Linked DNA regions of Homo sapiens: regions 2, 3, 4, 5, 6 and 7 are each linked to region 1. A link is a contact called in ENCODE Hi-C or POLR2A ChIA-PET data. All regions are on one chromosome and are shown on one strand. The core of a region is the stretch at or near the end of the contact, and the rest is flanking DNA. Distances in the headings are between cores, read along the strand shown.

The links. Hi-C counts contacts between places; a loop is a spot of excess contacts on that map. ChIA-PET counts read pairs that join two places held with the same protein, here RNA polymerase II (POLR2A). Pooled maps may share reads with other maps.
Region 2: a pooled map shows a loop between it and region 1 (4-fold over the local background). The contact joins the enhancer-like site here to the promoter of LINC01806 in region 1. A Hi-C loop is called at or near these places in 2 of 168 maps with a recorded cell type or tissue (CD4-positive, alpha-beta memory T cell and naive thymus-derived CD4-positive, alpha-beta T cell) and 7 of 50 pooled maps.
Region 3: POLR2A ChIA-PET joins it to region 1 with 11 read pairs in activated T-cell. The contact joins the enhancer-like site here to the promoter of LINC01806 in region 1. POLR2A ChIA-PET finds 5 or more read pairs at or near these places in 2 of 52 experiments (OCI-LY7 and activated T-cell).
Region 4: a pooled map shows a loop between it and region 1 (2.3-fold over the local background). The contact joins the enhancer-like site here to the promoter of LINC01806 in region 1. A Hi-C loop is called at or near these places in 2 of 168 maps with a recorded cell type or tissue (B cell and naive thymus-derived CD4-positive, alpha-beta T cell) and 3 of 50 pooled maps.
Region 5: a loop to region 1 is called in a map of CD8-positive, alpha-beta T cell, with 2.3 times the contacts of the local background. The contact joins the enhancer-like site here to the promoter of LINC01806 in region 1. A Hi-C loop is called at or near these places in 5 of 168 maps with a recorded cell type or tissue (B cell, CD4-positive, alpha-beta T cell, CD8-positive, alpha-beta T cell and 2 more) and 8 of 50 pooled maps. POLR2A ChIA-PET finds 5 or more read pairs at or near these places in 2 of 52 experiments (activated CD4-positive, alpha-beta T cell and activated T-cell).
Region 6: a pooled map shows a loop between it and region 1 (3-fold over the local background). The contact joins the enhancer-like site here to the promoter of LINC01806 in region 1. A Hi-C loop is called at or near these places in 2 of 37 single-sample maps with no recorded cell type and 1 of 50 pooled maps.
Region 7: a loop to region 1 is called in a pooled map, with 2.0 times the contacts of the local background. The contact joins the promoter of RBMS1 here to the promoter of LINC01806 in region 1. A Hi-C loop is called at or near these places in 3 of 168 maps with a recorded cell type or tissue (CD8-positive, alpha-beta T cell and naive thymus-derived CD4-positive, alpha-beta T cell) and 8 of 50 pooled maps.

What each region holds. Positions count from the first base shown.
Region 1 is chr2:161,242,802-161,246,729 of GRCh38, reverse strand. It overlaps LINC01806 (long intergenic non-protein coding RNA 1806), which reads right to left and starts at 1,991. Exons shown (of 2, transcript NR_110164.1): 1 at 1,835-1,991. All of the region lies in intron 3 of PSMD14-DT (PSMD14 divergent transcript), which reads left to right. RefSeq lists a silencer at 1,603-1,712 and enhancers at 1,695-2,195, 2,143-2,202, 3,432-3,541, 3,562-3,641.
Region 2 is chr2:162,009,726-162,013,723 of GRCh38, reverse strand. It overlaps DPP4 (dipeptidyl peptidase 4), which reads left to right. Exons shown (of 26, transcript NM_001935.4): 20 at 1,737-1,931. Among named protein-coding and RNA genes, the nearest start is that of DPP4, 62 kb to the left of the region's middle. Within about 2 kb of position 2,468, at least 4 of the 41 ENCODE cell types and tissues checked have a DNase peak (open chromatin) inside an H3K27ac peak, as active enhancers do.
Region 3 is chr2:160,370,331-160,374,187 of GRCh38, reverse strand. All of the region lies in intron 1 of RBMS1 (RNA binding motif single stranded interacting protein 1), which reads left to right. Among named protein-coding and RNA genes, the nearest start is that of MIR4785, 36 kb to the left of the region's middle. Within about 2 kb of position 2,452, at least 8 of the 41 ENCODE cell types and tissues checked have a DNase peak (open chromatin) inside an H3K27ac peak, as active enhancers do.
Region 4 is chr2:160,425,593-160,429,566 of GRCh38, reverse strand. The region is part of intron 1 of RBMS1 (RNA binding motif single stranded interacting protein 1); the gene reads left to right. Among named protein-coding and RNA genes, the nearest start is that of MIR4785, 20 kb to the right of the region's middle. Within about 2 kb of position 1,291, at least 15 of the 41 ENCODE cell types and tissues checked have a DNase peak (open chromatin) inside an H3K27ac peak, as active enhancers do; they include B cell, where a contact is called at or near this core.
Region 5 is chr2:160,401,759-160,405,384 of GRCh38, reverse strand. All of the region lies in intron 1 of RBMS1 (RNA binding motif single stranded interacting protein 1), which reads left to right. Among named protein-coding and RNA genes, the nearest start is that of MIR4785, 4.3 kb to the left of the region's middle. Within about 2 kb of position 1,929, at least 8 of the 41 ENCODE cell types and tissues checked have a DNase peak (open chromatin) inside an H3K27ac peak, as active enhancers do; they include CD8-positive, alpha-beta T cell, where a contact is called at or near this core.
Region 6 is chr2:160,702,881-160,706,647 of GRCh38, reverse strand. No RefSeq gene overlaps it. Among named protein-coding and RNA genes, the nearest start is that of RBMS1, 210 kb to the right of the region's middle. Within about 2 kb of position 2,352, at least 4 of the 41 ENCODE cell types and tissues checked have a DNase peak (open chromatin) inside an H3K27ac peak, as active enhancers do.
Region 7 is chr2:160,491,708-160,495,325 of GRCh38, reverse strand. RBMS1 (RNA binding motif single stranded interacting protein 1) reads left to right here and starts at 1,519. Exons shown (of 14, transcript NM_016836.4): 1 at 1,519-2,037. The coding sequence starts at 1,963. RefSeq lists a silencer at 1,092-1,271 and an enhancer at 1,458-1,978.

The DNA of each region.
Region 1 (3,928 bases), core at 742-3,241:
TAATTAATCCTTAGTCATTCATCTTAGAAGTCCCAGTTACAGTTAAGGTTAATGTTCAGGTAGCTTCTTTCTACTTTCTTTAAAAATTTTTTTAAACATTTTTTTTTTTTTACAGAATGTTATACTATTAATTGCCAATTTGCATATGTGTGCAGCTGCTGTTTTGGCTCTGAACTCAATCCGATAAGCTTGCTGGAGGTATCGCAGAGCACTTGGCAGCTTTCCTATTTGAAAAGAAAGCCTCTCCCCTCTACAGAACAGCTGATCGTCTATCAGCGATAGACCCTGATGGCGTGAATTACAATTACACTACTTTTCACACTAAATCTGGGTGATAGCTACTTGGAAAGAAGTTTCATCATTTTTTACCACAAACTGGAAAAAGAATTACATGGTCATGCTGTGCTTTTAAAGGCAGTTTGGTTCACTTTTGTCTATTTAACACCTAATTCCAAGAAGTCCATAGGCATCTAGAGATCTGAATGGCGCGTAATGAATTCACTGTTTAGATTGAAGATTTTAAAAATCTACCTCAAATTACATTTATTAACAGGGCGACCAGGAAGTGTTAAAGTTGTTAGACACTTCATTTATTAAATAATTTGTGGGTATTTTCAGTTGTCATATCTAGAGTCATGGGGTTTGCTTATTTTTTTTAATTAGCAATCCAAAACAATGCTACTGCAATTTAACAATTCATCACATAATCTTGGGCTCTTCAGTTCAACTGCTAATGTTAGATAATTCAGATTGTTATTTTTGTCTGTTTATAAATGATTTTGGTTGCATTGTGCTGTGAGGAGAACTGCAGCAGCCCAGGCAGATGATCTTTCTCTTATTTCCTGCATTGCTCAGGATGGTTGAGGGGCCTTCCAAAAAATGCATTTGAGGAGTTAAGTTTAGCATCTAGCAAAAGCAAACAAGTGATGGGGCAGGGGGCACTAATAATAACTTGATTTATTATCATCACTTATTTACGTCATTATCAATTTACATTTCCTGTCTGTTCGGAAAACTGAGGAAGGGCCTCTTTGCCAAACTACATTTTGTTAGAATCCTCCATTTCTCTGATTTTCTGGGACGTTAGAAAGTATTGTCTTTCCTCTTCTTGAAAGAATCGGCCAACCATCAGAAAATTTAAGAAGCTCCTAAACATCCCTTTTCTTTTCTCTTTCTTTCCTCAGCCCTCTTCCCCTCCCATCTTGACATTTAAATCAATTTGTTGGGGTGGGTGGGGGGGAAAGAACAAGAGTTAAACCCACCTCAGGCAGCAGAAGTGGAACACATTAATCCTGACGTAGTTAACCTAAGAGAAAAATAGATTTTGTTTTCCTTTTTTAGTCGCTAGCTTTATTAGATTTCTCACTCTCACAGATTATCCGAAGACTACCCATTGATTGATCGCCCGTAGAGCTGCATTTGGTGTAATGAAAAAACTCACAGCTTTATTGGCTCTCAGGAGACAAAACAAACAGAACAAGATATTCATATTAATGCAAACAATGCAACAAATGAGGGGAAGAATCGCCCGGCTGAAGCGAGGCCCGGCGCGGCCGCGGCCGGGGGGCTGAGAAGGGCCTGGGTGCCTGTCGCCCGGGAGCCGAGGTTTCCCGGCCTCCCCCGACCCCGGGCGCCAAGAGCAGTCGGTCCCCCCGGCCTCCCGCCGGCAAAGGGGCCCTGGGGCCCAGGCGCGCGGCCCCTGCGTGGCGGCAGGCGGCCCAGGCCAGCGCCGGCGGCTAGAGAAGGCCTCCAGTCCAGGCCTCATGGAAGGGCCTGCCTCGAGCGGCCCCTCAACGCCCCGCAGTGTGGCACTGGAAGGGACCTAAAAACCCACCTGGCTTTCTCCTTTCCCCTTCCCCACGCTTCCCAGGGCCCAATGCCCGCATCTCAGTTTCGCTTTCCGGCAGGGTCAGGGGTGAGAGGGAGGAATTCTCAGGTGTCACCTCCTCACCCGCCTGGAGGCGGAGGCTAGAAAGACGCCGGGGCACTCTGGAGGGGAGGAAGAGGTGTGCCTAGAATTCTCTCTCTTAAACGCTCGCGTTATCACGGAGGAGACTTTATAAACACTTTAAACACAACACCAACCATTTTATCAGCAAAAGCGAGGGGAGGGGGGCGTACAGTAAATGCTGAGAGATGTTCGAGAAGCCCCAAGACGTTCCTTGCGGAAGGAGAACGGAAGAAAGAAAATTACGGGCGGAAAAAGAGTAAATATTAGCTCCACACCTAACCACTTCCCCAGCCCCAAACTAGGAGAGAATCTGCTAAGATTCAGCTTCATATTTATATAGTCTATGTGATGTTAAAAATAGGGTTGCCAAATATTGCATGGGGCATTCTTAGAGTAAAAAATTGTTATCTACCTGAAATTCAAAAAATTTAACTGGGCATCCTGTATTTTTATTGGCTAAATCTGGCAATTCTAACTAAAAAACATTCTGCTGAAGAAATCATATAAGAAGGAAGGCTCATTGTCTGATGTAATCAGGTTATTGGGGACATGTTTAATGGAACCTTGCCTGGAAAAAGAAATTGAGTTTCTCCTACAGCATACTTTTGTAAGCACATGGTAGGGTGGAGGAGGAAGAAATGACTGAAGCGACTTGGAAATGTCCTTACATTATATTTGAGGAGGAAATGACAGTCATTGTTGCCACTTCACTAGGAAATGGAGCCGGGTTCCTTTCCTAAGGTTGGCTGACTGGGTCTGGCCCACAGAAACCCTCCCTCCCTAGCCGGTAGAGCGTACCCTAGCATGTCTGCAAGTGGAATGTCAGTTACAGTGGTTCCCATGTCGGCATTAGTGCATATATTTTTTCTAAACCTTGACTATAGAGCCACGTTACCCATTGGTATTTAGTATATTTTGAAAAAAAAAAAAGAGTTGAGTTGAGAACTTTAAAGGCAAAGTCTGCTTTGAAATGTATCAAAGGCTTTAACCTAGAAATAGATCTCATCCAATAGGGTCTTGCAGATGCTGAAAGAAAAGGCTTTTGCAGTGCCAAAGGTAAAACCTCAGGAAAAACGCAACAAAACAGTGGGTCTTTGTATATTGAAGTGTGTGTGAGAGGGTGAGGAGTTAGAAAGCTGCTTTCTGGAGAAAGCCTGCTGCTTGCATTGCTTCCCCAGCCCCAGTTAGAGAGAGCTTTTTCAAGCAAGCTTTATCACCCTTACTGATACTTTGGATCCCCAGTGAGCTAGCCTTCCTTTTAAGCCAGTTGCTTGAAGAGGTCTGAGTACACCCACACAGGATGCCCCTTTATCACTGGCGGGTAGAGCTATTTAACAGCTGCAAATGGAGAAACTATTTGTCTAATGAGTGCTGTTTTCAGAGTTGATTCACCAATACTCTCAGGGGAAGATAATATAAGGCCGAGACTTCCTTCTGAGCTGCACAGCCATCTCCAGACAGTGAAGGCCAGGTCTGGAACCAAATGAAGTATTTGGTTGGTTTAGATAATGTTTTAGTTCCAGATCAATAGTTTTAGAAAATACATAAGCTCACTTCCAGTTCGTGCTGGTTAGCTATTTTGTTTCCCCCAGACAAACTCTAACCTAGAATTCAGACTGTTAAAAAACTTAGCACTGTGGTTTGGCAGTTATGGTATGGTTTAACTCCATACTCTAGAGGTACAAATCATTTTTTATCTTCTCTCATGTTAGTTTGTGTCTACAAAAATATGTTCCATGACTTGCTCTTCCCTCATTGGAGCAGGCCAGAGAGATGCTCAACACCCAGTGGGTTAAGGTGCCTCTTTTCCAAGCAGAAATGGACTGGGGCCCTTGTTAGAGTGGTGATAAACTGACAACATTGATTGATTGATAGATTGATTGATTAAGATGGAGTCTGGCTCTGTCCCCTAGGCTGGAGTGCAGTGGTGCGATCTCGGCTCACTGCAACCTCTGCCTCCCAGGTTCAAGCGATTCT
Region 2 (3,998 bases), core at 1,219-3,718, 770 kb before region 1:
GCATCATTTCCTATATTAAAAACAAAATGAAACAACACTAGTGCAGGGACCTGCCGAATGCCAGGTGCTTGGCATCATTTGCCTTATTTTATTCACACAACAAACCCATATAGTAAGTTCTGTTGTTCCATTATACGGAAAAAGACATTGAAGGTCAGGGACATAATGTCTCTGTTGTTACCAGCGAGAAAAAAAAAGTGGGGAGAGGAAGGCAGGACCCAGATATTAGTATCAGACACAGCTTTGATCCACTATATTCACAGTTTCATGAAAACCACACATAAAAGCACAAAGAAAGGAAAAGATACATATTTTAAAATTCCAGATGTGTTATCTGATTTCTTTTCAAGTAAAATAATTGTAACAAATGAAGTCAATTCATTCGTGACACTAATTTGTTTTAGGCTTCGGCTCCAATGCTAAAAAAGCATCCTTTTGAGTGATATTTTTATCTTCTTTGACTTCCTAGTAAGTAACGATTTGATCTCCATTAGAAAAGGTTTTAAAAAATGGTAAATTTAATACATATTTCTGTTCAGTTATTTTCCTTTTCCTCTCTTTTAGGGTCTTTTTTTTTTTTCTATTTTAAAAAATAATCTTGTTTAATCTTGGGGTTAGGGAACTTGATATATATACCTAATATTAAGGCAAGCTCTTAATCTACCAAATTTAATATAATTGAGAGGAGCAAGGCATTTCACATGTGAAAAAATATTTGCTAGCTCAAGAAATGCATGAATGCATTTTCCTGTTTAAAGTTAGAATGTTATAGTGTTTTGTTTAAAACGAAAGTTCTTTTGACTGACCTCCCTAAGTAGAAGGAAAACATTAGCAAAGGCATGTAAGCAGAACTTGTCCTATCCTGTGCAGGGACAGTAAGCAGATGAGTGGAGAGATGGGCTGGGGAGGGAATAAGTTATTGGAGAGTATCCATGTCCAGGAGTTGTGTAGATGGTGCAAAGATGACATATTTAAATGAATTGAGATGAGCTATAAGGAGCTCCTCTTGATTAACAAGCAGAAATGAGAGTGCTTTACAGAGCTTTACAGAGATTGTGCACACAGCTCTGTGTAGGGTAGATGGTAGCCTGTGAAGATTGCAGATACAAGGGAGTTAAACTTGTTAGTATATAGAATGCCCAATGACATGCCCGTTTTCCAATGCAACCTGTTTCTTCCTCTGAAGTTTTAAATGTTAGCATTCATTCATACTGCAGTCCATTCCACAATGATTTACAGTCATTGTGAGCAAGACTGTGCCGGGTGCTATGGGAAATGCAAAGCATATGATGCAGAAGTCAAAGTCCTTAAAGAAGGAAATAAACTTGCAGTCCAGGAGTATTGTGTTAAGCTGAGATGGAAAGATATCCAAAGCTGCATTTATTGTTGTCATCATCATTTTTTTTATACCACAACTCCCCCTTCTTAACTATTAGAGAAATTATTTCTTTGATTTCCAAGATTACATTAATACTTCTAAAATCTTGGCCTATGAAGTCTGTGTTTGATAACTATCTTCAAAGACAAAACTGACAAGTATCTTTGAAGGAAATATACAACCATGGTAGTTGTGTTGCTAAGTTTTAGAGGACTCATTCTGGACACCCCATAGGCTGGCACAGTTTAAGGCTCATGATTGGGAAGGATGCATACTTCTCCACGGAGAAGAGAAATGTAAGCATTCCTCATTTGATTCCAGAAAACCATGAAAGCTAACAATTTGGTATTTTTCATAGGTATGCAGGCCCATGTAGTCAAAAAGCAGACACTGTCTTCAGACTGAACTGGGCCACTTACCTTGCAAGCACAGAAAACATTATAGTAGCTAGCTTTGATGGCAGAGGAAGTGGTTACCAAGGAGATAAGATCATGCATGCAATCAACAGAAGACTGGGAACATTTGAAGTTGAAGATCAAATTGAAGCAGCCAGGTGAGTGACTAGGAGATGAAGTCAAAGGTCATCTGATTTTTTTTCCCCTTTAAAATTTACATTTTAAAGCTGTAAAGTGTAAATAATTTAAAGTGTTCTGGGATGAATTTGTAATCTTTTATCCTTACGGTAGGTTTTAGTGAAGATGTTATGTTTAAATAACAATATATTACATTATAGATTGATATGAAGTTCAAAAAAAAAGCATTTCCTAAATTCCTCTCTGTATGAGACTCTAGAAAGGGAGTTGGCATATGTCCTACCACATTCTAAGAACAGAAAATCAAAATTCATCAGACTCGGGGACAAACTGAGGAATAAATGTACCCTAGTAAACATCTGACTAAACAAGCCAAGCCCATTCCTTCACAGTCAAGGATACTGTGTACATTTCCTTCAGTGTACATTTACGTCATAGGCAGTGACAACTCTGAAGTCCTAGGAGTAGCTCCTACAGTCTGGATGAGGGTGACTCTGCTATTTTGGGAAAATTGTGGAGCACAACCATCATCGGTACTATGTATAAGGGCTCTGTTACGTATGAACCACATCTCATTCTTGTGCTCTTCACTTATGGGACTATAACTAGATGTGATCTGGCTCAAGAGATGTTAACAATCAATGATGGTTACTCATAAGATGCATGTTGCATGAGAAGTGCTTTACCTGCAGGCATTGTCGCTGAAGCCCCGAGAGGTGGGTGTTCTTACCCCATATTTTAATTAAATAAATAGAGACTATTAGGTTAGGTAGCTTGCCAAAGTGAATCAGGATTTGAATCCAGTCTCATTCTGACTCTTATATTTAATTACATTCAACTGGTATGTGGGAAATGTAACTTTGAGTTTCTGTAACCAACAGCATGGATGTCTGGGGAAGCATAATAGGGAGGGTGGTTGAAAATAATGTTATGAAATCATAGACTAGGAAATGCAGAAGGATCCATGAATGATGAAATAGATGGAGAGAGGAGAAGATGACAATTGATTAAGGATTCCTGAGGAAAGAAATTCTCTTTTACTAAAGTTAATGATTAGCTATTTTCCTTAACAATTAAAAAATAGAGATTTAGAATAAACAGGGGATACATTTGTTTGAGAGTGAGGCTTTGATATTTTAAAAATAAACTTGTATCTATCCAGATCGCTCCTCTATGAGAGAGGGCATAGTTTCCAGGGTCTCTCAAATCTGACCAACAAAAGTCCTAAAATTACAAAATTAAGGATCTACTATATACAACCCCAGTTAAATAAGTATTGAGAAATAGTGCGTTTATACAGTGGCACACACTATTGCAGCAACTAAAAAGAGCTAAGCATAACAACATGGATGAATTGCATATACTGTTGAATGAAAGAAGCTGGACACAAAAGTGTACATCCTGCAAGATGCAATTTATGTAAAGATAAAAACAAGGCAAAAGTTCAGTGAAATTTTTATGGAATTCAATAAAAGAAAAACATTTCCTTTTGTCCCTTTGCAAAGAGGGAAATGCCTTAGAGGCTTCTGATAATATGCACAGGCCATGATTTCAAGGATACATTCACTTTGTAAAGGTTGATCAAATTATACATGAATGATCTGTTGCACATTGCTGTATGTCTGCCTCCTTCAATTTTACAAAGTTTACGTGGAAAAGATGAGTTGAAAACTATTTTAATTTTTTTCTAGCACTGCTTAACTTAGGGCAACCTAGGACATATTACATGAAAACACAAAGACTGTCAAAATCAAGATAGGTTAATGCAAAGGTCTGCAACCACCCACAATGCTAAAAATTTGAGTTCCATTTGTCAGGTATTTTTAAGTAAAAAAAAATTTCTTTTGATGTCAGGCTAATATTAAGAAATAGGTGCATACAATATTTTTCTTATTTCTTTACCTGGATTCCATCTCTGAACACAGTTTTGTGGCAAAGAAGACTTCTTAATCCATCAAGGAAAAATTTATTTCTATTGAGTGCACGGTACTGAGCTAACTAATCAACACCCAGCATAAGAAGGGATTTATTTAGAGAATGGTGTTTAAGTTCTCAGGTAGGGGGCCCGGAGACATTTCTAAGCCCTT
Region 3 (3,857 bases), core at 1,203-3,702, 870 kb after region 1:
GACCTGGGCTCAAGTGATCCTCTTGTCTCAGCCTTTTCAGTAGCTGGGACTACAGGCGTGTGCCACCAAATTTTTTTTGTAGAGTCAGGGTCCTGCTATGTTATTCAGGTTGGTCTCAACCCCCTGGGCTCAAGTGATCCTCCCACCTTGGCCTCCCAAAGTGCTGGGATTACAGATATGAGCCACCACCCCTTTTATTCTTAATGACATGTCATTTGTATTCAGCTCACTCAGCCATCCACCCCCTCTGTGAAGCCTTCCTCAACCTTTTTGTCCCCTGTCTTTTCATCCTCCCTCCTCCCTGATCTTCCCTTGGTTGAACTCTATTTTTAGAAACTGTACTGTACTACACCATTATAAGCAATGCAATTAAGGGTAGCTAAGGCTGGGAACCCACTCTTAAAAGCTTTTCCTTTCTGATGAATGCATTCTCTGGCAAGGAAATTTTGAAATCATTGCCTTAGTCCCCTTACTTTCTCTTTTGGCCCTCTAGTTTTGTGGTGATTAATTTAAATTTAATGTCTTCAGTCTGGTATCTTCATATTCACACACCCATACCCCTTATAAATGCTGTTACAAAAACTAGATGGAACAAATTGCACAAAAACTCTTGTGTGTTTCCTGGCCCAGAGTTCTCAGTGGGCAACTTGGCGAGTCGCTGGAGTTCTTAGAAGAACTTTTGAAGGAAATAGAACAATTGGGCTGATAAGCATTCAGGAGCACAGAACCAACCCTTAAAAGATACTTGAATGATAAGGAATCTAATGTCTTGATGGGATCTGGAAGGAAATCTCAGTCAGTCATGTTGTATTCAACAATGCAAGTCTTAACTTTAATTCTTTTATCTGAAGCATAAGAAAATGATGGTTTATTCATGAACTTAGGTAAAGAGATTTCTATGTGGAGATTGCAGTTTTACATGCAAGGATCAACTTTGATGGATATCTTTGAGAATTAATTGTGAAACATATTGGGAATTTTTATTTTTAGGTTTTATTGGAATAGTGAAGGTAACATGGGCCCCTCTCCTTTGACAGGCTTAATCCAGCCAAAAAAAAAATTTAATACTCTATTGGTCAGTTTCACAGTCTTGAGAAGCTGCAAAGTTTTTTTCCAAACAAGGAACAGTGAAGATATGAGAACCAGTTTCATTAACTAATTAGCTATGTGATTTTAAGCTTTGATATCCTTGTTATCAAATGGGATTAATTGATTATTTCCTTAACTCCATGGTATGTATAAGTGAGACACACTGGCTGTGTAAAGGGGCCTTACTCTTCATTAATCTAGTAGCTATGTGTTTTTTAACATCCTGGCCTCAGGCATTCCTTCTCTGACCTATCCATAGGAGCAACTGATTCCTGGCCAGTTTCTCACCCCTCTCCAGTTCACCTCCCACATTTAGTTTTGTTTTTCCAGTTCCCTGTGCCAGAACTTCTCTTTCCAGCCACCATTCCCAGCCCTCTCTCAGTCACTCATATGGCCAAAAGGAAACAAAGAAAATGTTCTGACTGTAGTGATAACTGGCCCATGTGGGGGCCCCCCTCATTCCTTTTTGATAATTTATTTAAATTGTTAAATTCCTTTTACATCTTGAAAGCATACAGAGAGGAACTGGTGTATGGAAATAAGTGTAGCAGACATTGTCTTCACATAGTACTCAGTTCATTTCAGGCTTGATCTTATACTGTTTCCCTGTGAAAATGATAATGTTCTGTAAACTTCTGTCTGCTTTCAGGAGCAACTGTAGTGATTATTTTGCTTCTGGATGAAGGAAATAGTTGATGTATTAAACCAACCTGCTGTTTGGGATGGTGGTGGTGGTGGTCGTGGTGGTGGTGGTGGGTGTAGGGGCAACAGGGGTGGGAATGATAACCTTCTTGAACTATAAGGATGAAAACTTTAAAGAAGACTTGAAGAAAATTAAAGGGCAGGTCCTAGCTTTCCTTTCCCTTCAAAACGTACTAGAATTATTAGAGAAGTGGCTAAGTAAGGTGGGGGTGGGAAGAGGAGGACAGCTTCAGCTATAAGATTGGTCAGAGCACTGTTCTTTAGCCTATTAGTAATAGGAAGGAAATGAGACAATAGAATTTTAAATGACAAGTTTTTGTTTTAAAATTATCTTTGCTGCATAGAAATCTATAACAATGTACATGATTACTAATGTATTTTAGTTCACATGTGGTTAATTTTGTAAATGACCTTTAGATTTGTATTCATAGAGGAGAGACTATTTCTCTCTTCTCTATAGGGGGTGATGTGATAGAGAGGGAGATAGTATTACCCTGTGTATAGTTGCCCTGTGCCTGTTGTTGATCCTTTTAGTGTAGGAGGCCCAGTGGGGCTTCTGGCGGGAAGGAGGCATCAGTGTTGTCCATGCAGGAAGTGCTCCCTGATTGCTATCCATAGAGGAAGTCCTCCCTGAATGCTGCCCACACAGGACGTGCTCTCTGAGTGCTGTCCATACGGGAAGTTCTCTCTGAGTGCTGATGAACGCTCTTCCTGATGGTGCCAAACCACTCGTGCAGGAAAGGCTGAGGGTCTAATACAACCACCCCTTTATTCACGAGTGACTTTGTTTTCTATCCATTTTGGCATGCAAATTAAGCCCATATAAATATTATCAAGAAAATTGAATTAGCTTGTTTTCTTTGCCCTTGGAGATAGAAGAATGTAGTTTGTTTGCCTGACCTGATAACAGGAAAAATTAGGCTAGAGAAGGCTGAGAGACTACTAGGCTCTTTTGGGATGAGTGGGCACTTAGCATGCTTATCCAGCCACCAGGTCCCCTAATTAGATTGAATGTGTGTAAATAGTTGCAAGCTTCATCCATAGAGGGTCTTTTCACGTTCCAAGGCAGCTTCCGGGTTTTGAGAGGCAAAATGTAGAAGGACTACCAGTGATGAAAATGGAACTGGCTAAAATATTGTCCCTTTTTGTCCCTTTGTAAGCTTTTTAAAAATTTGTTTATCATTTGTGCTGCCAAGACACCTAATCTAACGCAAAGTGTAATTGCTGTAAATTTATCAGAGTTCTGAAGCTGTAATTAAAGGCTTGTCAGTATTTGCATTTTAATCTATGAATGAGGGTTTAATTTTTCACTGTTTTAAGTCACGTCATCCTAAAATGTTGACTCTAATGTTTAGCAGTAATATGCTGAAGCTTTCAGAAGTTGTTTGTAGAATTTATTCTTTAATGAAAAGATTTTTATAAAGTAGAATTTTTAAAACTGATTTTTTTAAGAGCTAATCTTTGTTTTTTTAATACTTAACAGACTGTGTGTTAATTAAGTCAACTTAAAGGCACCTTTTACTTTCTTAAAAAACATTAAAGGCACCTTTTACTTTCTTAAAAAACATATCTGCCAATGGTATTAAGTATCAAATTTCAGAGAAGCTGGAATTTGGTAATTAGTCAGCAAAAATGATGGGCACAGAAAATGAAAGAATACAAATAGAGCATTCAGGACATAGAAAGTGTTTTGGGGTCCCACGTAGAGTACTGTTTGAAGGCTCTGCTCTGGCTTTGTTTTCTAGCAGACCTGCGTTCAAATTCTAGCCCTGCCACCTTCTAAATGTGTGGCCCTGGCACATGGCCTAACCTTTTTTGAGACTCGGTTTCCTAATCTGCACAATGGGAGAACAATAACCTACCTGCCTGTCTGATTGAATTAAGTATGGTAATGTATGTAAAGTACTCAGCAGAGTCTGTATCTTTAGTAGAGACGGGGTTTCACCATGGTGGCCAGGCTGGTCTCGAACTCCTGACTCCGTGATCCACCCACCTCGGCCTCCCAAAGTGCTGGGATTACAGGCGTGAGCCACTGCGCCCGGCCCAGTTTCAGTGACTTCTAAAAA
Region 4 (3,974 bases), core at 42-2,541, 820 kb after region 1:
CCTAATTCTTGATTTAGTCTTATTGTTTAATTTTTTAAAAAGTGTACTACAATCATAGTTTTTATTGTTTCAGAGGTTAAATGCACTTTACGTGTTTACTGATACAAAGGGAATTTTGAACTCCCTCTAGTGGCAAAAGATTTTCTTTTATTTTTTCCAAGAGCTTACTTAATAAGATGGCTGACATGTATAACAACATAGTTTCAAAAATGACCTGTTCTTACCATCAGAAGATGCCCACTTTCTCCTGTGTGAGTTATGGTGGGTCCTTTAATCTCTTATGAGAAATGTTAACCTTTCCAAGAAACATTGATCATATTATATGAAAAAAAAGGAAGAAAGGAGACTTCCTGTTAACTTTAAAGTGCAAAAACTGCTAACTGCTCCCTTTAGTCAGGGTCTTAAATAAAAACTATTATATTTTGACAATTAAAATATCATTTTCCCTGGCTAAAAAGTAAATTAAATTTTAAATTTTTGCCTGAAGAATTATTTTTTGAACAGACAAATGTATTTAATTGAAACAATCTTTACATAGAAAGCAATAGATAACTGTTGAAAAGTGCAGCTTGGAAAGCACTAATAGCCAAACTAGGAGGATCATAGGGATCCCAAAGTGTTATGCTTGTCTTGAATTCAAATTTGGATTTTCATAGCCAATAGGGAAGGAACATGGTTATCACCATTACGCCATACAAAAGGAAGCACAATGTCAAAGGGCGGGAATAGAAAAACAGCTATTACAGACTTTGTAAATTAAGTTTTCTTATCCCCACCCCATTGCCAAAGAGAATTAATAATACTAATTAACTTAGTCTGTTACGGGTCCATCTATAGACAGATTTATTCTGGTTCTTTATATAGTAAAAGGACATTTCTGTGATGCTAAAAGACATTCTTTAAAAATGCTCTTTTCCCAGCTATTTGTGGAAGCCGATCCAACCTATCCTGTACTGTCTCGTAGGTTGACACCCAAAACCTCTGTTCTCCTACCCACAGTAGTAGGAAAATGGCCAGGGATGGTAAGAATCCATAGAGTTTTTTTCTTCTTCTTCTTCTTCTTTTAAAGCTCTAGAAAGTGGAACCTAGGATTATAAAAATAATTCCCCGACATGCTGTTTTGTTTGGGACTAAACTATGAAATAGCAAGATTTCACTACAATAATTAATCCAGCCAATAAAAAGTTAGACTTTGTTTCTTTCCAATACCTCTTTTTAGTTCGACATTTATAACTAAGTCTGTGTCTCTTGTGGTCTCGATTACATCCGGTGTTTTCAGCTGGCAGCATTTCCTCTGCTGAGGCCACCCCACGTTTTTTGCCAGGCTACATTTCTGTGAATATAAAGAGAGAAAACCAAGTTGTATTAGAGAGTGAAATTTAAGGAGAAATTGAGTATAACTTTGATTTTTGAAACAAAAACCAAGCCACTGTATTTGTTATAAACAAACTGGTGATTAAAATATGTAGGCTCCAGAAGTACATGGAAAGTCTTATAGCCATCTCGTAGCCATCCTGCATGTTTTCTCTTAAATATTTATAATAACCTAATTTAACTAACAAACAGAGACCAGAGATTCCCTTCCAGCTTTGCTTGCACAGATTTGAAATAATGAAAGTGAATTTGCATTTCTTAAAATGGTGTTTTCTTCCAGCTCTCATAGAAATGTTTTTGGAACAGTGATCTGTGCTAACAGCTGTATTCAATCTTGAGTAAAAGTCACTTCCTGAAGAGAATGAAATTCAACTTAACATTCGAACTTGCCTAGAACATAATCCTGTAGGGTGAGTGTACTATGTGATTATGAAACTGGACACAGGCACCCTGCTGAGATGATTTCTTGTAAATAATACCCAACAGAAACCATTAATCAGTGTCAGTGTTTTTAACTGAAGAATTAATATTCTAAAAGTGTTCCTTATTCATACAGATAACCGTCTTAGTTTTCAAGAATTTTAGTCTTTGATATTTTAAAAATGTAATTCCCTTGTGGAATTGGATCTATATGAAATCTCTATGTATTAATATATACCATCAGATAGACATAAATATAGATACAGATAAACATATATGTTTATATATTTAGGCTTTAACAATTTTTTTAATTGTGTCATTCTTGATTTTCAGGTAAAATTTATTTTTGACTCAGTTCTCTTTACCTATTCACTCATTTATTTATTGCAGTGAGCTCAATTTAAATAGAATTTTGTTCCTGGCCTCATAAAATTAGTTGTAGGTATATATATGGGAGGTACAGTTTTAGCTATGATGGATTTAAAAAATATCTCTTAGATAGTTATTATTGACCTCTACTTTCCTAAATATTATACTTCTTTATTTTAAAGAAGGAAAATGTTGTATTAACGTAACTTGGATATTGCTAAAACCTTAATGGAATCATCCCTTAGATGGAAAAGTGTCCACTGAATCTTCTGTTTTCTTTATGGATCATTATTTTGTCATCTAAACAATGAATGTGGAGTTTTCAGTCATAGGCTATCAAATTGATTAGAGATAAAGTCTAACACGTTAAGGCAGAATTAACAAACATACAGAAAAATTCCAACCATCTCAATTTGTAGGAATCAAAACCGTTTCCGGCCTTACTTTGGTAACAAAAAAGGAGCTAGGCTTTCTTCCATTCCTTGACCAAACCACTAAGTTGCCTTGAAGACCTTTGTTTATAATGTCTTCTTACATTCTTTTCCCCCTGACATGCTCCCCTCCCTCCAGCAGTGAGATACTAATTAAAGAGAGGCCACTGTGACCCTAGGTTGTTTAGAAGTCACCCGGAATGAGGTGGCGGCACAGATCTGGAGAGGAAGCGCTCATTCCTAAATATAACACAGTCCTTAAGACCATCTTGTCAAAAATCTGTTGGCTTCTAATAGCAAACAAAGTACCTCCTTTGACTTAAAAGGTATACACTTGAAACTAAAATGGAATCTCTAAAACCTACTTTAACAACATCTATATCCACTTTTTATAAGAATTGGCAACAAATAAAATTAACTCATGTATGTCACATGATAGTTTCTTTCAGAGACACTAAAATATAAACATTAAAAACATTTTAAATTTGATAAAGGATAATCTAATTTTTATGTTTGTTGAGGGAGAGGGAGCATGTATCTTGCCATTCCTTTTAAAAAATTAGAGACAGCTTAGATTGTGTATGAGAAGACTCTTTTCTTTTTTTCCCTCTCTCCTTCCCTCTTTCCTTCCTTCCTTTCCTTCCTTCCTTCCTTCCTTCCTTCCTTCCTTCCTTCTTTCTTTTCTTTCTTTCTTTCTTTCTTTCTTTCTTTCTTTCTTTCTTTCTTTCTTTCTTTCTTTCTTTCTTTCTTTCTTCTGTCTCTCTCTCTTTCTTCCTTTCTTTCGTTTGGACACCAGGCAACACTTTAATTGGGATGATAAAATGAACATGGTGCCTGCCAATCGTGGAAGTGCAAGGACTGCAGATTTTTCTTAATATAAGTGTTTTGAAAGACATGGAAATAATTTAATAACTTGCCTTAAATGAGCAGGTGGTGCTGCCTGACATTAAATTATTTCCTTCTTAAGTGGACTTGCTGTTGCTAAGTACTAACTTACAAGAAGCAGTTTCTTGCACAATTTTATTAGTGCTTGTTTAGCAGGATACTTCTGATTGCAAGCACAGTAATAGAGACCCACTACTGTTTGTGTTAAGTAATGAGGTGGAATTGTTCTAAGAATATATAAGGGAATAAGAATCTTAGTTATGAAACCCGATCTCAACAGAACCTGAGAAAGCAGCCTCCTAGGTGGGTCTATGGAGACCAGTTGGATGACAGTTTTCCATTCAAGGCACAAAATCAAGAGCAGGAGTTTTGAATTTTTCCCCTTGAACTTCTGCCATTTCTGCTGTAGTTGCTCTTTGTTTAGCTGGGTTAGAGTCCGGCTGCTTTGCTTCTTACTGTCTACTGCCATTCTTCTACTCTCTGAGTCTCACTGTC
Region 5 (3,626 bases), core at 680-3,179, 840 kb after region 1:
ATTAGTTTGTTCATTTTGATGAAAGAATTGGCAGATTTTAGGTATATGATGCAGTTTGATTTTAGTCTAGAAATACATAATCAGCTGTTAGAGCTGATCTCAGCTAATTTGCCAGAAAAAAAAAAAATGGAATGTAAGGAATACTTTACAGTCACCTTTGGAAAAAACACCGTAATGGTTTGGAATCACACTTGCATTATACATACATAGTAGTAGTAGCTAACTTTCATTGAGTACTTCACTACCTGCTGATTGCTGTTCTGAATGTTTTTGGCAGATTAACTCATTTAGTCATCTTAAAAGCCCTGTGAGGCAGGCAATATTTGTATATCCATTTTACAATTAAGAACACTGAGGCATAGATTAAGCAAATTGCCCAAAGTCTATTCAACTCAAAGTGCAGAGCCAGGATTTGAACCCTGACAATCACTCCCTTCCAAGCCACCACACTACGGCTGCCTGCCTACATGTACTGCTCAATAGCAACCCATAGAGAACTTATCTGCATCATAGCCCATCACCCTTCTAATCTCAGAAGTCCAGTTTAGGGATTCCTCCCACCTTTTTGGGGAGGGAGAACTTGTGAGCTAGGAGGTGAATGATGAAGCAAATGGATGATACAGATGGTAAGTTTGTGATGTTTGGAAGCAGCATTGATATAAAAATGTGGCTGTACTGAATGATTGTACAACTCTTAAAGCTTTCTACATTTTACATATACAGTCATCTCTCAGCATCCGAGGAAGATTGGTTCCAGGATGGCTCAAGGTCCTGATATAAAATTGCGTAGTATTTGTATATAACCTATGTACATCTTCTCGTATTCTTTAATCTCTAGATTACTTATAATACCTGATACTATGTAGATGCTATGTAAATAATTGTTATACTGTATTATTTTCAAATTGTTTTATTGCTATTTTTATTGCTTTTCCCTGAAATATTTTTAATCCACAGTAGGCGGATGCAGAACCTCTTTATACGGAGGGTCGACTGTGTAGGAGTGAGCTAGTTTCAGTTAAAGCAGCGGTGGTTGGTACTCATCTCTCACCTGCCCCCACGTAGTGTAGCTAGGGCATCAGGGAGTACTGATCTCTGGCATCATCTGGGATCAACAGGATTTTCCTGCCTCACAGGCCTGTGAGCACATTAGAAATACACCTGCTCAGCTCAAGTCAAAGTGAGAAGCTTTTGAATGGAGTGATAACCGAGTAGGCAGTATCTAAATAAAGATGATTGGTTCAAGTCTCAGTGGACAAATGTGTACGTTCTATTACTGTTGACTGTGACTTTGAAGTATATGGTGTTCATTAAGCAAATCCAATCTGATCGTATGAAAAGAGCACCCCAAAAACCAAAATGAAACCATTTATCAGGACTTTTGTAGCTATGAAAATATTTTAGTGTGTTTTGAAACAAAAAAAGTGATTTATACTCAAAGGCTTTTAGATATAGAAAATTGGTATTTTCATTTTTCCTTTGTGTTGTTTCTTGAATTCTTTTATTAGCTACTCCTCTTCCTGTTTCCTTCCATTTTGGAACTGCTTTCTTGAGGTAGCTAAGTTACAAACCAACCATACTTTGGTTTCTGCACATCGTGGCATGTAGGAAGGCCTTTTTTGCTAAGCAGTATGTTGTCCTAGTGGTTTCCAGTAGGGTTTTGGAGGTAGGGGAGTGAATGCAAAATTTTTCTGCATGTGTGTATGTGTGTGTTTATATCTGTGTGTGTTTAATGGTCTTGCCCTCCAATAGTTGTACTTGTTAAATGTTGCTAACTTTTGATGAGGGAAGTACTTATCTTCCCAGTTTAAGTAGATTTACATAGTTTACTGCCTTCTTCAAGATTAACTGGGTGTAGCTGCACGTGAGGAATTCAACAGTGATTCAGTGTTTGGCCTTGTTTAGAGGATGACATACAAAGCTGTTGATTAATCCTCTTCAGGCAGTTTCTGTTCACAGCAATTTGTGTTTAGTAGATTGGGTTTTGTTAAAGTTTGAAGATTAAACTTGTGCATAGAAGATATTTAAATGAACACTGCCTGAAACAGTCCCAATTTGTTGTTGTTTTAAAGAAAGTAAACGTCTTCAAGCTACAGAGATTGGAGGTTTAGTGGAGAGTAGCAGAAAGGTAAATTGGTATGTATAAGTAAGGTATTGGCCCATTTTTATGTTATGTTATCTCTGTGTATTTGTGGTCAGGTAGGATCTATGAGTCATGATGATGATATTTTAAAATCTACCCATACATAGCCATTTGAAAACTGTACAATTCATCGTGATTGTCCACTTTTTCTACTAGGGACCGTTTTGGCATCTCATTACATGTTCCATAGTTCACTTCAGGTTTTGAACATACTTCTAGTTTTTTACTTTTCCTTATTTTTAGAGATTACTGTCAACTGGGCTCACCATATATTAGTACTTTTATTTTTGAGACCTTTCTTAGGAGGGTAAGAGTCTATCTGATCCAGGTTTCTGAGAATATATTTATAAAGTACTCACCCAATAAATAAATATTTTAAGGATGTATAAACCTCAGTCATATTTAATCTTCATAGCATCCATATAGAGAAGGTCTGGAGTTTTGAGGCAGTGACATCTTAAGTGGCCTACATGGTGAAAGCTAGGTCCCTGGAGTCAAGGGCTGTGTCTGCTACTAGGAAAAAGAAAGCCCGTCAAGAACAGCTGTGGCCTCACTACACTTCCCTTTACTTGGCCTCCCAAAGACATGTGGCCCACAGTGTCCAGATTTCAGATGTGGGAATTGTAGCTCTTGAATGTATTAGTGTTTTTTTGTTTGTTTTATAAAGGCTTTCACAGATGACATACTAGACACTGAGTTAAATTTGAATTTCAGATAAACAGTGAATAATTTTTTAGTATAAGTATGTCCCAGATTTTCATCACACTGCATTTTTGAATTTGCTAAATCTAGCAGCCCTCTCTCAGGGAAATCCAATTCGCTTTTTAAAACTCATTATAAAAAAAATCATGATAATAAGACATACTATTACTTTTTCCACTGAAAAGTTTGCCCCTTAGCATATTCCTTAGGCCCTGATAACGCACGTTTCACATTTTACCTCCTTGAACCATTTGGTCCATGCTTCCGCCTGCACTCTACCTAATTGAAAGACTATGGCTTAAGTTGTGGCTCTACCATTTGCATGCTTTTTCACTTAACCTCCCTAAGTCTGAGTTTCTGCTAAGTAAAGATAATAGTGCCCACTTCACAGGGTAGTTGTTAATCCTTCTAAGGTGCTATTATTAATGTCCCCACAGAGCAAGCAACAGCGGGTGGTCCTAGGAGACTTCTGTGTGGTCTAGGGAGACCTTGACACAGTCGCCTAAGAATGGACCGTGTTTACAGCCTCTAAGAATGGACTGTGTTTAGAATGAGGGGCAGCCTGAAAAAGGGTAAGGACCTGAGGTTGAAAATGAAATTCTCAACCACATTTTTTTAAAAAAAGAAAGTACCAAGAAGTAGAAAAGTGGATCCCACCATATTTTTAAACAGTTGGTCATGGTTTATGCCCTCGATAGCAGAATTTGCTTCCTCTCTGGGGAAGACTTTCAATCCTTTCTTCTTTATTTCATGCAAATATATTAGGAAGGTAAAAAGAGCA
Region 6 (3,767 bases), core at 1,103-3,602, 540 kb after region 1:
AGAGGGGCTGAAAAAGTACCTACTGGGTGTTATACTCACTGCCTGGATGATGGGATCATTTGTACTCCAAACCTCAGCATCATGCAGTATACCCATGTAACAAACCTGCACGTGTACCCTCTGAATCTAAGACAGAAGTTGAAATTATAAAAAAAAGATAAATGAATTGAATTTTAGCTTTAAAAAATGCATCATATACCTAAATATAAGGGCTAAAACCATAAAATTATTAAAGTATGAGAATAAGTGTGGCTACAGTTAACAATATTGCATTTTATATTCCAAAATCGCTAGACGAAGGGATGTTGAATGTTTTCACCATAAAGAAATGATAAATGTATAAGATTATGGTCATGTTAAATACTCTGCTTTGGTTCTCACACATTGTTTAAATGTATCAAAACTGTACCCCATAAATATGTACAATTATTATGTGTCAATAAAAAACAAAGGAGAAAAGAAAGTATGGGAGTACATCTTCATGACCATGGATGAGGTAAAGCCTTCTTAGATATGACACTGAAAGCATAAGAAACAAAAAATAAAATGGGTAAATTGAACTTGTTTAAAATTTAAAACTTTTGTACATGAAAGGATACTTTTAAGAAAGTGAAATGGCAACCCACAGAACAGGATAAACTAATATGCAAATCAGATAAGGGTCTAGTATCCAGAATATATAAAAAGAACTCTTACAGTTCAATAATAAAAATGCAAATGGCCCAATTTAAAAATTAGCAAAGGACTTGATAAATATTTCTCCAAAGAAGATATACTAATAGCCATCTTGAAGCTTTTTTACCAGCTGATTCTCAATAATTTTTGTCTTTCCTCCACTCTTGCTTTCGCATTGCCCTGGCTACACCCCAAAAGGGGACATCACAAGAAATTGTACCCTTTGAAATCTGAAGTACTTTCATCCCAGTGTCTCATCACTAACTGTGCCTACTTCATTGCTTTTTCAACCTCCTGAGCCCTCTCATCTCTTTTTTCCAGTCTATCAATGCTTCTTCTGCATACACACATAAATACACACACAAAGGAATGATGCTGGGTATTATATCCCTAGTGATGGACAAATAAACAAGGTGAAAATGATGACAATGATGACAATGATTCTGATAAACGCATACCAGTAAGTGATCAAGGGCCTCCCTGGAGTAAACCCCATCCCGCCGGGTGAGAACGTACTTCACCCCCTTTCCAAAATCAACAGAACCTGATCAAAGCAAAAGGATTTGTTATCCCTCAAGAAACCTCCTAGTAGCTGATGGCTTTGCCAGTGTTATTGTTCTAAGCCCAATCACTTCAGATAAAATTATGATGCCACATTCTGAGACCTAAAGTATTTCCCTTCTCTGCTAACTTTGTCTCCTTTTCTCCCTCACCCTCCCTTGAAAACCCCTTTCTTTCTTAGAGTTCCCCCCACCCTCTGTGTCTTCTTCATCTTGGCTGGGAACACATGCTGGTCCCTCTGAGGGAAATGTCCGTTTAGCAGCCCTTGTTTCTCCGTGTGTTTTTGGTCTCCGTAGGCTGCTCCTATAACTTCTCCATACCTGCTCTCTAGACAGCTGATACTTATCAGTAGTGAAAACCTGCCCCAATGTGATAAATATAATTTTTGTCTGCTTGGCAGCAGGTTACACACAAGGAAGTGCACAGAAAGTTGCTAAAAGGCACATATTCCCAGGGTTACCTGGCTAACAAGCAACGATAAGGGAAGAAGAGATCAAATGAATTGGATAAATGCAGTAAAGAGAGAGAGAAGAGCTCAATGTATGATAAATTGTCAAAGATGCAGGTTTTGAGAAAAATGGACCAACTTTATTAAAGAAGATTTTAAAAGTTGTTTAGATTTGGTAACTCTCATCTTTAAAAAAAATACATAAAAACAAAACATTTCTTGAATTTCCCGCTAAAAAGTTTAAATCATTACAGTTCTGTTTTGTTAATTTTTGCAATACTTAAACAAAAAATGGCATAAAAAGCCCCACCTTAAAAGACCGTGTTCAGAACTGTTTTCTTTGTCCCTCTCATGTTCATACCAGTTGGTGTCCTCTTTCTGCAGGGGCCTTATATCTGTTCTGAGCCACATCATTGTGTAAATGCTCTGAAGTATGAGGTAGGAGTGGCTCCCTGGCAGTGGTCTCTGTTTGCATGCCCACAGTGATTCTAGAAAACATCTGGGCCATATGGTGCTCAAGTCCCGGATGCCAATTTGGATGTACTGAAAGAAGAACTGAAACATAGAAGTAGAGATGCCAAGCAGAAACCAGGGTAAGAGCAGGCAAAGTTTCTTAGGTTCTTCTCTTGGTGGGGGGACCTCAAACCCTACCAGACCACCCAGCATTGCAAAAACCTTCCTGGCAGGGCTGCAATCTGGAAGTGCAATTCCACACCTCACCCTAACCCAGGTCTGAACTACCACCCAAGGGGCAGGGGTCAAAGCTTCCCATTCATACCCACGTTCTCTGATTTGCAATCTTACCCTCAGCCTCCGTGTTGTCATTCAATTCAGAGAAAGCCTTTCAACGAGGCCACAGAGGTCACGGAGACGACTCAAGCTCTTGCGAAGGCGGAGTTTCCCATTTCCTGACTTAACATCTGCCACTCAGTTTGAGGCTCTCTTTCTTCCTCTTAGCTTTAAAGAAGAAAAATTATTGAATAGCCCAGGGCTAGGGGTAGCAAAAAAATCTCATTACTTCTTCTCTGCTGTCTTCTCTCAGGATGCATTTCCTAGTCAATATTCTTGCAACAAATCATTTTTAATTTGAAAGTCACACTCCTCCATAAAAATGTACACAAATATTAGGAGGCTAGGCAGGGAATTGCTGTGCTCAGCATATTGTAAATACAAGAACTGTTTCCCTAATGCAAGAGGCATAAATTATCAATTTATCTTTCCATGGCTGTCTCATCTGGTTATAAATGATAGCAGAGTTTTAACTAAATATAAATATTGAAGTTCATTAAACAACTAAGATTTCATCCAAAAACAAAAACAAAACAGTAGAAAACTGGGGCTTATGTCGCATCTAAGCAAATGAAAGCAGGGTAAAAATTGGTTTAAGTTAAAGAAAATAATATTTAAATGTTGCTTGGAAGTTGATTTAAAAAACAAAGTAAACCTAAAGACTTGAATAAAGATGAAAATGACCTTTAAATTATTTTTACTTTATTGCAAATAGAATTAAAACTAGTTATTGGCCCGGCACGGTGGCTCACGCCTGTAATCCCAGCACTTTGGGAGACTGAGGCAGGCAGATCACCTGAGGTCAGGAGTTCGAGACCCACCTGGCTAACATGGTGAAAGCCCATTTCTGCTAAAAATATAGAAAAAAAAATTAGCTGAGCATGGTGGCATGCGCCTGTAATCCCAGCTACTCTGGAGGCTGAGGCAGGAGAATTGCTTAAACCTAGGAGGCAGAGGTTGCAGTGAGCTAAGATCACGACATTGCACTCCAGCTTGGGCAACAAGAGTGAAAAACTCCACCTCAAAAAAACTAGTTATTTACTTGCAAATAATTACTGAGATTCTATGAAGTTTAATTCTGCAAGTAATATTTGTATGTTGCTTATCATAGACTAAAGTAGGAAGAATGAAAGTTATTTTTGTGTTTTTCCATGGACTTAGAGAACACAGTCTGAGAGATACTCCACGAGTGAGTTCAAGTAAAGGAGGATCAGTGTTTTACATTTCTGAATATGAATGTGGGTGGAGTGTGTGTAAGTGTATGCATTTATGTGAGGGGTAGGTGTACATAAAT
Region 7 (3,618 bases), core at 270-2,769, 750 kb after region 1:
CCCATTCCACTTTTCAGGTCTGCATGCACCTCAACAGTGCCTACAATATAGCAGACATAGTAAATATTAGCTTCCTTATAGGCTTTTACATAGGTAAATGAGAGGGACATGATTTGCCTCCTGGCAGAGCCAAAATGTTCTCACCTATACTTATATTTATTTTGTTTTTGTCAAACATGTAAGATCTAGAAATTTGTCTAAACCATAGAACGATTATAAGGGTTTCAGGTCCTTATTTTGTCATTGTTTTAAAGTATCTTACTAAACCTATTTTAAAATGTTATCATATAAAAATAATAACTGTTTAACAAAATAATGCATTCCAGTTGAGTTTAATTTACCTTGTGCTATTAACAAAAGACTCTTCAAAAACCAAAATGACAAAGTAAACAAGGTCTATTTAATAACAAACACAGTTTTTTATTACATTTTATTAGATGTGCCGGAACCCTAATTTGAGGATGCTTGCTTACCTATGCTATCCGTATGTACATTTTGGTATTAGCTCTCTTTTTGAGCTGGAATATAAAAGTCTTCTGCAGGCAGCTTCGGGGACCAATTAATTCCATTAAATTATATCTAGTTATGTAGTGAACTGAACCACTGCTGGTCTGAGGCTGTCTAGAGCTGTGACAATTAGGAGATGGAGAGAGGCAGAAAGAGAGATTGATTTTATATGTCACTGAAGCACACTGCAACAATATGCCAGCGTGACTTTCAAAATGGCCTTAAAATATTCCAAACTCAGGGAGTTTCCTTGCTCCTGAGTGGGAGTTGACAGACTGTCTGGCAGCATTAGAAAGAGGCAGAGAAAAGCTGATGTCTATATTGTGTCCTCTAATAACATTCTGCCTCTTTGCGGCATCCCCCTCTTAGAAGGATCCGTCTATATGTTGTGAGGGGTGTGTGTGTGTGTGTGTGTGTGTGTGTATGTATGTATGTGCTTTGCCTCCCCTTGTGCAAGGGGCATGATTTCACGTCTCACATCTGGGAAAACCAAACCGAAGGACGCTAACCCTCCCAAGGTCACCTAGATTAGTCTTGTGGCCCCGGGTCGGGGGTGGGTGGGAGGAACAGAACCCAGGTGTCCAGACTCCAGCTTTGTTGGGCATTAAATCATTTTCCTTCCCTTGTGAAAAAAAATTACTGGGCGGTGGGAAGTGAACGATTAATCAGATTTCCTCTTTTCCCTTATTTCCCCTCCCCCTTACGAAGATAAAAACTCGGGAAAGCAAAAGAGGTGCCCGCCCTGCAGTTCTTAAGCTGGGTCCCCCCGCATTCCCCCTCCACCCCCACTCCCACTCCCATTTCCCCACCCCCGACACAAAGCGATCTGGACTCACAGGGCTTCCGCCCGTCCAACCGCGAGCCTGGGAGGTGAGGAGTGGTTAAAACTCAGCCCTCACCTCCAGCGGGTCCCGGGCTCGGCGGCGCCCAGGCCCCGCCCCCGCCCGCCCTTCCCCCACGGCCTCGGAACGCCAGCCCCTCTCCTCTCTCCACATCGGGCGCACCCACCCCAGATGCCGCCTGGCACCAAGCGCAGCCGCCGCTGCCGCACTTTCCACTTGTATTGATCACCTCTCAGCCCCGCGCAGCCGGCTCGCCCGAGCGGACCGCGGCCAGCGCGCCAGCCCTTGGCAGCCCCGGAGCAGTCGGGCTCCGGGAGGAAACTCCTTGGGAGCGCCCTGTCCGGGGTGCCCTCTGCGCTCTGCAGTGTCTTTCTTTCTGCCTGGGAGGAGGAGGAGGAGGAGGAAGAGGAGGAGGAGGAGGAGGAGGAGGAGGAAGAGGAGGAGGAGGAGGAGGACGTCTGGTCCCGGCTGGGAGGTGGAGCAGCGGCAGCAGCAGCAGCCGCCGCCGCCGCCGCCGCTGCCGCCGCCGCCGGAAAGGGAGAGGCAGGAGAGCCCGAGACTTGGAAACCCCAAAGTGTCCGCGACCCTGCACGGCAGGCTCCCTTCCAGCTTCATGGGCAAAGTGTGGAAACAGCAGATGTACCCTCAGTACGCCACCTACTATTACCCCCAGTATCTGCAAGCCAAGGTAAAGGGGCGCCGGGGAGAGGTGACGGCCGGAGGAGGGGGCCCGGGGACGCGCGCAGGGTCAGGCCTGGGGAGGGGGGCGCGCGGCGAACCCCCGCCACCGCCGGGCGGAGTTGCTGGAAGGTTGCTAACTATAGCGCTGGCCTGGGCAGAGCCGGGCGGCGCGCGGGGCGGCGGCTTCCCTGGGAGCGGAGTGCGGGGATCGGGTTACAGAAAGCCGCGGGGGGAGAGACTAGACAGGAAAGAGCCACCAGCCCCTTCCTGGCCCGGCCAGCGGGGAGGGTCGTGGGGTCGAGCGGCGCCCCTCGCCGAGCCCTGGCTGGCCGGCGGCCGTCGCCTGGTGTGCGCGTCTGGATCCGCTGGTGGCCCGGCTTTTCGACCCCTTCTCCAAGGGCCTCGCCCTGTAAGCTGTAACTCTTCGCTCCCCTCGCCGTGGCGCGGAGCCTCCCGCCCCCCAGGGACGCCCCTCCACCTCCCGCGCACGCGATGACTGGGGCTGGAGGGGCGGCGGGGCCGGGATATTTTCCTCCCCGCCTCCGGCCCTGAGCGCCCGCCCCTCGCCTCTGATCTTTGTGCGGTGTGGCACTTCACCTGGTTACTGATTTCTACTTTTACGCTGGTGTTTTGGGTAGAAAAGTGGCCAAAGTTCACTCGCGTTCATTGATGTCCCTTCTAATCTCTAGAGGTTTTGCAAAGGAGGGACAATGGGCAGATTTCAGTGCAGAGAAAGAAGTGACTTCGTATTTGGTTAAAAAAGAAACAAAAACAAAACTAGCTTATATGTTTGCCACAGATCGATTTCCAATGTTGCTTTTTAAAAAGTGACCTCGGCACACTCTTGGGTAACAACAGTTGATGACATGTAGCCATACAAATTGCGCCTGGCTTTCTAGGGACCCTGGGTACTTTGTTAGTGGGCCTATCTTATTTTTACAATAAGAATTTGATGCCTCCCGAACTCATTTAAAAAAATTATTTGGGCCATGAAGACTGGAAATTTCACTGCTTTGGAAGCAGCCGCCAGAATTTGGGAGGGTGGAAGTTGGACGCAGCAGCCTTCTTCAGCCATTAACATCTATCACAACTCTGGGTGCCCTTCTAGATCACAAAAGAATCAGGTATGGATGCAGTGTCCGAACTTTCTTTGGGAGGTTGTAATCATGCTCTGCTTGCTGGTAGTTGGGCATTTCCGGCCTGGTACAAAGAATCTCTGATTCAGCCTTTTCTTTCTTAGAATGTGTGTGGTCCACGTTTTCATGTACTTACGACATAGCCCTGTATTTGTCTACGTAAAAAGGACACTTGTCAGTTTCGAGACCAGAAATGTCCTAGCAATCCCGGGCCTCATTTTCACTTCCCCCAATTCCCACTTTACTTTGGGTCACCAGAAAGCAGCAAGATGGTAGCAGCAAGGATACCCCTTATTCATCTCTGTGTAGTTCTCACAGTATTTGTTTTAGGAACTTGCAGGAGATGCTAGTTTTCTGTGAGCTACATGGTAGCTGTTCAAAGAAATTTTGTGGCATAATCAATGCACTACCTTTTAGATATCTTATATATTTAATGCACTTGTTTAAATTAT